Linked DNA regions of Homo sapiens: all the other regions are linked to region 1. The links are chromatin contacts, found by Hi-C or POLR2A ChIA-PET in ENCODE. All regions are on one chromosome and are shown on one strand. Each heading gives the region's core, a stretch centred on a gene start or an enhancer-like site at or near the end of the contact. The rest is flanking DNA. Distances are from core to core; before and after follow the strand shown. Region 1 holds the start of BAIAP2-DT (BAIAP2 divergent transcript). Region 2 holds the start of CCDC40 (coiled-coil domain 40 molecular ruler complex subunit). Region 3 holds the start of FAAP100 (FA core complex associated protein 100).

The links. Hi-C counts contacts between places; a loop is a spot of excess contacts on that map. ChIA-PET counts read pairs that join two places held with the same protein, here RNA polymerase II (POLR2A). Pooled maps may share reads with other maps.
Region 2: a loop to region 1 is called in a pooled map, with 13 times the contacts of the local background. The contact joins the promoter of CCDC40 here to the promoter of BAIAP2-DT in region 1. A Hi-C loop is called at or near these places in 5 of 50 pooled maps. POLR2A ChIA-PET finds 5 or more read pairs at or near these places in 2 of 52 experiments (H1 and activated T-cell).
Region 3: a pooled map shows a loop between it and region 1 (19-fold over the local background). The contact joins the promoter of FAAP100 here to the promoter of BAIAP2-DT in region 1. A Hi-C loop is called at or near these places in 6 of 50 pooled maps.

What each region holds. Positions count from the first base shown.
Region 1 is chr17:81,033,012-81,036,135 of GRCh38, reverse strand. BAIAP2-DT (BAIAP2 divergent transcript) reads left to right here and starts at 1,417. Exons shown (of 2, transcript NR_026857.1): 1 at 1,417-1,571; 2 at 2,738-3,124. It overlaps BAIAP2 (BAR/IMD domain containing adaptor protein 2), which reads right to left and starts at 985. Exons shown (of 14, transcript NM_001144888.2): 1 at 828-985. The coding sequence starts at 881. RefSeq lists an enhancer at 173-1,168 and a silencer at 1,040-1,349.
Region 2 is chr17:80,035,018-80,038,141 of GRCh38, reverse strand. It overlaps CCDC40 (coiled-coil domain 40 molecular ruler complex subunit), which reads right to left and starts at 1,500. Exons shown (of 20, transcript NM_017950.4): 1 at 1,451-1,500; 2 at 1-19. The coding sequence starts at 1,479. TBC1D16 (TBC1 domain family member 16) reads left to right here and starts at 2,270. Exons shown (of 12, transcript NM_019020.4): 1 at 2,270-2,347. RefSeq lists enhancers at 698-992, 1,892-2,011 and a silencer at 2,202-2,271.
Region 3 is chr17:81,550,881-81,554,004 of GRCh38, reverse strand. FAAP100 (FA core complex associated protein 100) reads left to right here and starts at 1,652. Exons shown (of 9, transcript NM_025161.6): 1 at 1,652-1,839; 2 at 1,953-2,077; 3 at 2,802-3,124. The coding sequence starts at 1,675. It overlaps LOC124904085 (a long non-coding RNA gene), which reads right to left and starts at 1,646. Exons shown (of 2, transcript XR_007065947.1): 1 at 1,499-1,646; 2 at 1-963. RefSeq lists enhancers at 21-596, 1,126-1,245 and silencers at 646-715, 726-805, 1,386-1,545, 1,686-1,925, 1,986-2,085.

The DNA of each region.
Region 1 (3,124 bases), core at 168-2,667:
ATCCCAGCCACAAAAACGACTGGGGAGGGGGCGGCAGGGGAGGCTTCCAGCGGTGCTCTGCGGCCCTTGGATGTGAACCTGTCATTTCGCAGACGAGAACGTGGATGCCACTCTTAACACATCTGAAGCAAAGGCAGGCACGTCAGCCTCCTACACAATTAGTCTTCTCTCTCCGCGGTTACATAAGATGATAGATTATCCGTCCACCCATCCAGCCTGCCCGCGCTCCGACCTCCCACCTTAGGCCCCAGCATGGGCGCCGGGCAGGAGTTGTGGGAAGGGAAAGCCTGTTGAGAATGAAGTGCCCGAGGCTCGCGCAACCGCGCCTGGAGGAGCCCCACGGTGCCACCGCGCCGACCGCGGCCTTCAGACAGCCCCCATGCCGTCCTGGCCGCCGCAACCCCTGGGCCCGCCGCCCCCGCCGCCCCGGCCCTGCCCGGGTGTGCTACGACCCCGACCGGTCCGAGGGCTTCCGGGGCCCGGCGCGCGGCTCCGTTCCCGCCGACGCCAAGGCGAGCGCGCGGGGGCCGAGCAGGGCCGTCGGAGCGGGGAGTGCTCCCCGGGCCTGGGGCTGGGGACTGACCGGGCCGCGGCGCGCATGGGATGGGGGGGCCCGGGCGGGGGTGGCCACCTGTGAGCGGCCGGCGCCGGGCTCACCACCCCAGCAGCCCGGGTCCCGGGTGGCCGCGCCGGGAAGACCCCCAAAGTCCCAGCCTCCTGGCCCGGCGCGCGGCCCCGGGGCCGCCCTGGTCGGGCTCGGGCGCGCGGGCGGCGCGCGACCCAGGCGCACACGGAGCGGGCTCAGCTCGGCGCCGGGGGGCGCTCACCTTATAGACATTTTCCGTGAGCCGGTGCATCTCCTCTGAGCGAGACAGAGACATGGTCCTGGGTCCCGGCTGCACCACAGACCGGAGCGGGGGACGCAAGCGGCGGCAGCAGCGGCGGTAACGGCAGCAGGACGGAGACGAAAGCGGACCCGAACCACAGAGCCCGGCGTCCGGCGGCGGCCACCTTTATAGCCGCCTCAGGCCCCGCCCCGCGGCAGTCCCCGCCCCTGCGTCCCGCCCCCGTTGCGCCCGCATCACCGCCCCCGACCACCCGCCCCCGCCCGGCGCTGCCGCTGCTAGGCAACCGCCAGGCCCCGCCCCCGCACCGCCCTTTCCATTGGTGGGTTCCGGAGAAGGGGGAGGGGGGCGGGATCGGAGGTGGGGCCTAGTGGCCGACTCCAGGCAGCGATTGGTCTGCGGCGGCGTCGATCCTGGGGGAGGAGAGGGGAGGCGCGGCGCGGGCTGGGGCCCTGGGAGCAGCCTGAGGGGGCCCGGGCAACAGCCGGGCTGGGGGCGGGGAGGCGGGGGCGGGGTGGCGCAGGAAGAAGGAGCAGAAGGTGCGGGGAGGAGAGCGGGGGGCGCCGGCGGCAGCGCGCGTGGAGGCGGCACTTCGCGAAGTGGCACTTCGGGGCGGGCGGCCCGCCGGGTCGCGGCCTGGCGCTGCGGGGCGGGGAGCGGCTCGGACGCAGGACGCCGCGGGCCGGGCTTACAGGTGGGAGAGGCCCCGACCCCGCCGCTTCGCAGGTAAGCCCGCCGGGCGGGCGGCGACCCCCCGGCCGGCCCCTCGGGGCAGAGAGGAGAACCCTGGGGGAGGGGGTGCTGCAGGAGGACCCTGGAGAGAGCTCGGCCCTGGAGTGGGGGACGACTTGGAGAAGGAGGATTTCGGGGGAGCATCGTGAGGAGAGGACTTGGAGGGAGGATCCTGCAGAAGGTGAACTCTGGGGAGGACCCCAGACAGGCAGACAGCGCTTGGGGGCTTGGGGCCGGGATTCTGGAGAGGGGAGGACCCTGGGAGAGGAGGGTTGGGGAAGAGGATCTTGGAGGAGGGCCCTGGGAAGGAGGATCTGGAGAGGGGACAGGGGAGTGTCCTGCTGGAAGGCCTGGGGACAGGGCGACCCTTAGGGACGGGGAGGACCCTCCTGCCGTCAGAAGATTCTCGTTGGAGGCAGTTTACTGAGAGAGAGAGGTCTCGGGAAGGAAGGGTCGAGGGCAGTAGGAAACGAGGGGCCCGGAGGACTCTCATGCGGTGGAAAGCCCTAGGGGGTGGGGGAACCTTGTAGGAGGAATGGAGGAGTCAGAGCTGCCTCCAATTTTTAGGAAGGGTCCTGCTTAAGGGTCCTCCCAAGGGGAGATTCTGCCGGGGAAGCTGGCCGAGTTGGCACACAGGTCTCCCGGTACAATTCCCGTGGAGAAATATTTACATAAATTAGGCTAACATAGAGGAATTATTTGTTTTACGTTGTGAAACACCAGATCTGAGCGTTTCCGTTTAATGAAACCTCTCAGTCTCCCAGCCTCCCATCCCTGCAAAATCATTCATTCATTCATTCCTTCAACGAGTCAGGCCCCTGGGGGAGACGCAGTTGTGCTGGCTGGCCGGCAGATCCCCAGACTGGCACGGGCTCAGGCCGATGGAAAGACCAGGGAAGTAAGATTCAGGAAGCATTGCCTCCCTCCCACCACAGCCCCGCGCCTCCTCTCCTCCGGCTGAATTTCCTTCCAGCTACTGGCCCTGGCTGCTTCCTTTTTCTTTATTGTCTCCAGTGTTTGGGGGTAGATCCCTGTGTATTTATTTTCTAGGATTCTTTTGGTGGTAAATGACAGAAAGCTCGCTCAAACTGGCCCTAACAAATGAGGGCATTTACCTGAAGGTAGGAGCATCTCCACTGACCCTGACCCCCTTCTTCTAGGCCAGCTTCCTGCTGTGTTCCCTGCACCCACCGATCTCACACGCAGCCCTAGGACAGACGTCCACTGGCCTGAGTTGGGTCTGGGGCCAACACGGAGCAGGTGGGGGTAGAGCAGCTCTGCTCGCCTGGAGGAAAGTTGAATGGCTGGAACCAAGATGACAGATGGAGGCTGGCAGGCAAACACGGGAGGCCTCCTCACTCCAAGAGGGGAGTCAGCCTGGGGACAGTTCTTCTCCAGGCCCTGCTGCTCCCATCAGCTGCAACACAGGAGAGGTAGGCTTCTCCGGAAAAGCTCCCACGGTCCTGGATCCCGCTCCACCTTCTAGAAGCTCCCAGCGTTACTTCCTGAGCTGGCCTGCACATCGTTGCGCTACTCCCGTCCAAGGG
Region 2 (3,124 bases), core at 251-2,750, 1.0 Mb after region 1:
TCCATCTTCCGGATGGGACCTGGTTTTAGAGAAACAATTGAACAGTTTCAAGCAACAGCTTTCTTTTTCTTGGTCCTTATCCCCTCCTGAATTCTGCACATCTGTTTATTTACTTGTTACTTCTCTGCCACCCCCAGGCTGTTGTCACGTCTTTGTCCTGTTTGTCAGGAACCATAGCACTATATCATGCCTGTCAGGTGGCGGAGATGCCACAAAAGCAAAGCTCCATGAATGAATGAAAAATATAATTATTAAAACATCGAAGGAACAGCAGGATTAGATCACCCCAGAAAAGTCACCTCAAATATAACTTGTGTCTGGGACAAAACTGGGGAAAAGAAATACAACGTAGAGAAAGTAGCGCGATCAGAGTAAGTGTTCTGGGGACTCTGAGTTTCTCCACGATTTACGTAGCACAGGAATATATATATATATATATATATATGTATATCTTTTTTAAAAAATTAAAGATTCAAGCTATTTTTATCTGTCAAAGGAATATAGATATGTTCAAAGAGACAGACAGTGACAGTTCCCTGTGATCTTCCCTTTCCTTCCCAAGATAATCATTGATAACATTTAGGACCACATTCTTTCAACATTTTTCTATGTTTTAAACACACACACACACCCTGAATTAGAGATCATAGTATACCTACCCTTTTACATTTATGCCTATCGTTTTATTAATAATACCTTTAGTCTTTCCATGTCAATACATACAGACCCACCTTTAAAAAAATGAAACAATACCGATGTGTCTAAGGTAAAAAGGCCAAACTCTTTCCAATCGTTTCTATCCTTTTAAACAGAGCCTAAGCGAGCAGAGGCCCGGTGGCAGGGATCTTCACTCAGCCGCCCTCCCTGTGCGCGCTCAGTGCTTCCACCCAGGCCCCAGGACGGTGACCGCGGACTATCGCGGGCCGCCTAACCGCAGGGACCCCTCCCATCGCGGGTCACCCCCAAGCCTGCGAGAGGGGATCTGTCCTTGCAGGAGGGAGGCGCGGGGCCGGGCTGGTCTCCGGCCACAGCGAGTGGCCCCGGAGCAAGGTCAGGGGCGGTATCCAACAGCCCCGCGCCCTGCAGAGCCCTCTACTCTTAGGAGGACTGCGCGCAGGGACCGCCACGCAGAGTGGTTGCCATGGTGACTGCAGAGTGAGCGGTCCCGGGTTTTAGAGGGAGTCGCGCGCTTGGAGTAGGGGAAAGAGGGAGGCCGAGAGAGGACAAAGGGACAGGAGGGGAGAAGTGAGAAGGGTTGGCGGGGGGGTGAGGGGCTGAACGCAGTGGACGGGAAAGGCCAGCAAAATGGCGAGAGAAGGGACACAGGCGAGAGGAAGGGGGAGTGGAGGCGAAGGGGCGAGGCAGGAGCCGACGCGGGGGCCACCTGGAGCGGTGAACGGAGAGCGCGGCCTGGCGACTCCAAGACCCGCTGCCCCTCGGCCCGGCTTACCGGCCCGCCGCGCCGCCCGGTTCCGCCATTTCCCGTTGCTAGGCGACGCTGTCAACATCCGGCCGGGCCGGGACCACGCGCGCTGCGAGGGCGGGGGCCGCCGGGGGCGGCGCGGCCTTTGTGCCATCTCCACGCACGCAGAGGCGCGCGCCGTCTCGACGTGTCGTCCCTTAGACTGTAATGATTAGAGCACGACCATGCTTTTCCTTTATCGCTCTCTGCGCCCGGGTCCCGCCTCGGCTGCGCTCAATTTCTGTAAAGCGACAGCGGCGTCAGCGTGTGCCCAGCGGGCGGCTCGAGGTCCCGAAGGGACCTGCCGGGCACCTGGGGACCCCGGACTGCTAAGCGCCCGGGAATGGCAGGCGGGCTGGGGGCACCGGGGGCCGGGGACCCCGCGCATGGCGAGCGCTTTTCCATCTCCTGCCCTAGGGGGCTCCGGTGCCCTTCTCCAGGGGTCCTACGGAGACTCCTTGCATGGACGCCCGGGGGGTCTTCCGGAGCGTATCTTCCCTTCCTAGTCCGAAATAGGAGAAATCTCCCTGCAGAGGGCGGCAGCGGAGGGCCAGCGCGCACGCGGAGCGTCCGAGGAGCCCTGCCTTTCCTTTGGGGACGCCAGGCTCGGGACGGGGCACAGTCCCCGAGGCCGGGACGCGGCGAGGCCTGAGGGAGGGCCAGCAGGGAACTAGAGGCTTGGGCCCAGGGCTGGGCCAGAAGGTGGGCGGGGAGACCGGCGGGGGCAGGCAGGGGCCGGGCCGGGGGCGGGCCCGGGGGCGGGCCGGGGGCCGGGCCTCCCCGCGCGTCCCCGCCCCGCCGCGCCTCACTGGCGGCGGCAGCGGCGGAGGCGACGGTGGCGGCTCTCGGAGCCGGCGCGAATCCGGCCCCCGCAGCGGGACCCGGGTGGGTATCGGGGCCCGGACGGGGCCGCGGGGGCGGGGTCCGAGGGGTCCACCGCGCAGCGAGCAGCGCCCCCTCGGCGGAGCTGGGGCGGGGGCGCGCGGGGCGCGTGGGGCGCGTGGGCCTGCAGCCGCGGGACCGGGGAGGGGCCGGGGTCCGGCCGCCGTCCTCGGGGTGCGGGGCGCCAGCAGGAGCGGGAGCGTTGTGGGAGGACCTGGATCACGGAGGGGCACCTGGGGACTTTTCCCCGCGGCGAGTGAGGGCGCCCGGGCCCGGAATGGGCCTAATTCGGGGAGACTGGTCCCCGCCTGTCTGGAGCGGTGGACCGGGGAACTTGCGGTCTTTGTCTGGCTGAATCGGCGGAGCAGACGGATGAGAACTTGTGGGGTGCCGGCGCGCGCCCACACAGCCTCCAAAGTGTGCGTCCCCCCAGCAGCGCGCGCTCAGCTTTCCCGGCCTGTCGGGCTTGGTGGTCTGGGCTGTTTAAGATCCGCGTGTCGGGATACTCACTTCCGTTCCGCCTGGGCTCCCTTGTTCTTTCCTTTGGGAAAAAAAAAAAAAGAAAAAGAAAGAAAGAACGAAAGGAAGGAAAGAAAAAAAGGAAAGGCAACTGAAGATTGCTAAACATAACCTAGGGGATCCTGCCGGAAGCCGCTGAATCCTGAAATCCTGTGATTCCCACACTCGGAAGCTGGTGTCGTATATTGGCCACAAAGTAGTTCAGATTTGATTCAGAAATAGGAAATGAATAGAAAAGACATAACAAAAGTTAGTCTCGCC
Region 3 (3,124 bases), core at 403-2,902, 520 kb before region 1:
CCCCCTTTCCCCTGGGATCCATGCTTAAGGTCCCCCACATGACTACTGATCATAAATCTTGTTGCAGATAGGAGCTGGGCTTGGCGTGGGGCCAAAAGCCTGCCAGCCCCCGGAGCAGAGTGGGGTGGGCAGCGGAGTAAACCGCGGGGTGAGGCTGCTGGTTTGGCGGGCCTTCTCCCACGTCCGTTTCCTCCTCCACGTGATCGTGATCATTTCCTCTAGGACAGTCTTGGCATGTTACCATCCGTATGGAAGAGATGGCCTGGGAGGACTGGATGGGGTTGGTGTGTGTGAGCGAGTGACTCACAAGGCTTCAGAGGGTTAAAACTAGCAGTCAGAAGACCTGCGGATTCCTGTGGGGAAATTCGGTCAGAAGACCAGCGGAGGATCCCTGTGGGGAAATTCACAACGATGCGGCATCTGACTTCCTGACTCTGAAGGCCAAATGAGATGCACCTGGCCCTCCTCTCCCCACTCCCCAGCATCAAAGACAGCATTTCCAGCCCAAACACCTTCAGAGCAGCCCTGGCGAGAAGAGAGGAGCAAGGAACTGACTCCAGGTGCCGCACTTGAGTCTGTCTAACCCAACATTCAGAATCAGACATCCCCGTTGCCTTGGGGTCAGTCCCCACCCCAACCTCAAAGGGGGGCGGTCAGGATGTCTGCAAGTGGTGCTTTGTGCTCCAGCAGGTGCACCCGGACTCCACGATGTCTGCCTAACTTCCAAGCCCAGTTTTGCAGCCCTGCCCCTAGATTCTCCCTCGAGGGTGTCTGGCCTTAGCGCTCTTCAGATTGGCTTCTTAAACGGAGGGAGGCGGGCCGGGGGCGGGGTTCCTTGGTCATTTACTTGTGAATGGTGTGCCTGGTTTCCGCTCTCTTCCGGGCATGGAGCAGGTGTCCGTACTGCAGGCCCCTCCACGGGCGTTCTCTGGTCAGTACTTCTCTCCTGGAGGAAGTGGAGAGCTGCCAGGAGGGAGAGGGTGGAGGTATCTTGCCCTGGCTCACAGTCATTTTCTTGTCCTCTGCCCCCAACCCAGAAACCCCATTGGTGTACTCCCTGTCCCCACGTGTTCAGCCACGGAGGGAGGGACGCACTTCCACCTAAGCTGGCTCACTCCGCTGGGCCCTGAACGCGGGGGCGGCCGGGGCGGCTCGCAGAGCACAGGGCAGAGACCCATCCCTAGGACGACAAGAGCCGGCGCTGCCCCACCCCGACCCCGGCTGGAGTGCGCTCCGGCAGGACCCAGCTGCTCTCCGAGAGCCCAGAGAATCGAGGCGTTTACGCAAAAGCCCGAGTAGCTGAGCGCTTGCTCCGGGGAGACGCCCCGCCCAAGAGCAACCTCTGCTCGGCCAGGACCCGCTTCCCCACCCTGGGGAACCCGTGCAGCAGCCGGGGCCATGAAGCCGCCGAGGGCTCCCACCAGCCCGGCCGGGTCAACCTCGACCTGCGGCACGGTGCCGCGGCCCCTAGGAAGGCTCCCCTGCTCCCCGTGGGTACCAGCGACCGCCCCAGCTCCCGGAGTCCCTGCAGCGCGTCCTTTCCGGCCCGCCCCCGGCACCGCCGACCGCTTTACGGCGGAGGTCGCGCCGCACAGCGGGCTGCCGTAAAGCGCTCCGAGGCGGAGCCGCCGCCGCGCGGCCGGGGCTTCTCACTCTGACGGGCCCGCGCGCACGATGGCCGGCGCCGCGCCGCGGGTCCGCTACCTGGCGGGCTTCTGCTGCCCTCTCGGGGGCCTGGCGGCGGGCAAGCCCCGCGTGCTGTGCCATGAGGCAGAGGTCTTCCTGTCCACCGGGAGCGAGCTCGTCTACGTGTACGACCAGGAGGGCGGGCTGCTGACCGTGAGCGCCGGCCCGCGGGGGCGGGAGGGACCGGGCGGGGGCGGCGGTTCGCGTGAAAATGAAGACCGCGGGCCCGCGCGTCGCGTCGGCCTGACCCGCGCCCCGGTCCGCAGGCGGCGTTCCGGTTCCCCGACCAGGTGTGGCACCTGGAGCTGCTGGCGCCGCGCAGGTTGCTGTACGCGCTGTGCGCCCGGAGGGGCCTCTACTGCCTGTCGCTGGACCACCCGGGCAGGAGCAGGTGAGGGCGGGCCCGCGGCCTCCCTCCCGCACACTCCTGCTGCCCCCGGACTGCTTCAGAGCGAGCAGCCCCACCTCATCGCGCTTGGGGACCCGGGCTGCCGCCAGCTCTGAAGCCTCGGCCGCCATCCCTGCCCGATTATCTGGAGCCCCTGCCCCCAGCACTCTTTCTGCAAGTGTCTTGCTCACAGTCCTTAGTAAGTGGGGTTCACATGGTTAAGCCCACGGCGGGGCGCGGGATCCTGTCCTTTGGGCCCTGGTGGCCCGGTGCTGTCTGGTGAGACACGCCCCCGAGGTTGGGTCTTTATTGGAGGGAGGAGACAGCAAAGGCACCGTGACCCCGAGTCAGTGATCAGTGGACACCATCTGGGTTGGAAGGAAGCGAGCTCCGGGCAGCCAGGCCTGTCTTCAGTGCAGAGCCAGCAGCTGCTGACCGCGGCCCAGGCTGTAGAGGGGGCAGCCTGTGCACTTTGCAGCCTGGGCCTCAGCCTGACGGTTCTATGCTGACAGGTGTCGGTTCACGCTGGTTTTGGATGCCTGGTACTTCTTGTCAAGAGTATCCTTCGTGGGGAAGGTGGGAGGCCATGTGGCAGATGGACTGCTGAGCGGCCTTGGGGGTCACTGCGGGAACCCCTGAGCCAGACTACTCCATGCCAGGTTATTGTGAAGAGAACGTGGGAATCCCACCCTGCCCAGGCCTGACCAGTGCGTCCCTGTTCTCAAAGGTCTACGAGCCAGGATGACAGGGACAGCGAGGACGGTGACCAGCCTTCCCCCGTGATCCCTGTGGACCCCGATGCCTGCATCCTTCCCGATGCTGCGCTGTGCGCGTTCACCTTGCTGGACAGTGTGCTGGTCACCCTGGTGCAGGGCCCTGCCCGATGGAAGATGCAGCTGTTTGAGCAGCCCTGTCCTGGGGAGGACCCCCGGCCAGGAGGCCAGATCGGTGAGGTGGAGCTGTCCTCCTACACGCCCCCAGCCGGGGTCCCAGGAAAGCCTGCAGCCCCCCACTTCCTTCCAGTGCTGTGCTCTGTGTCACCATCAGGCT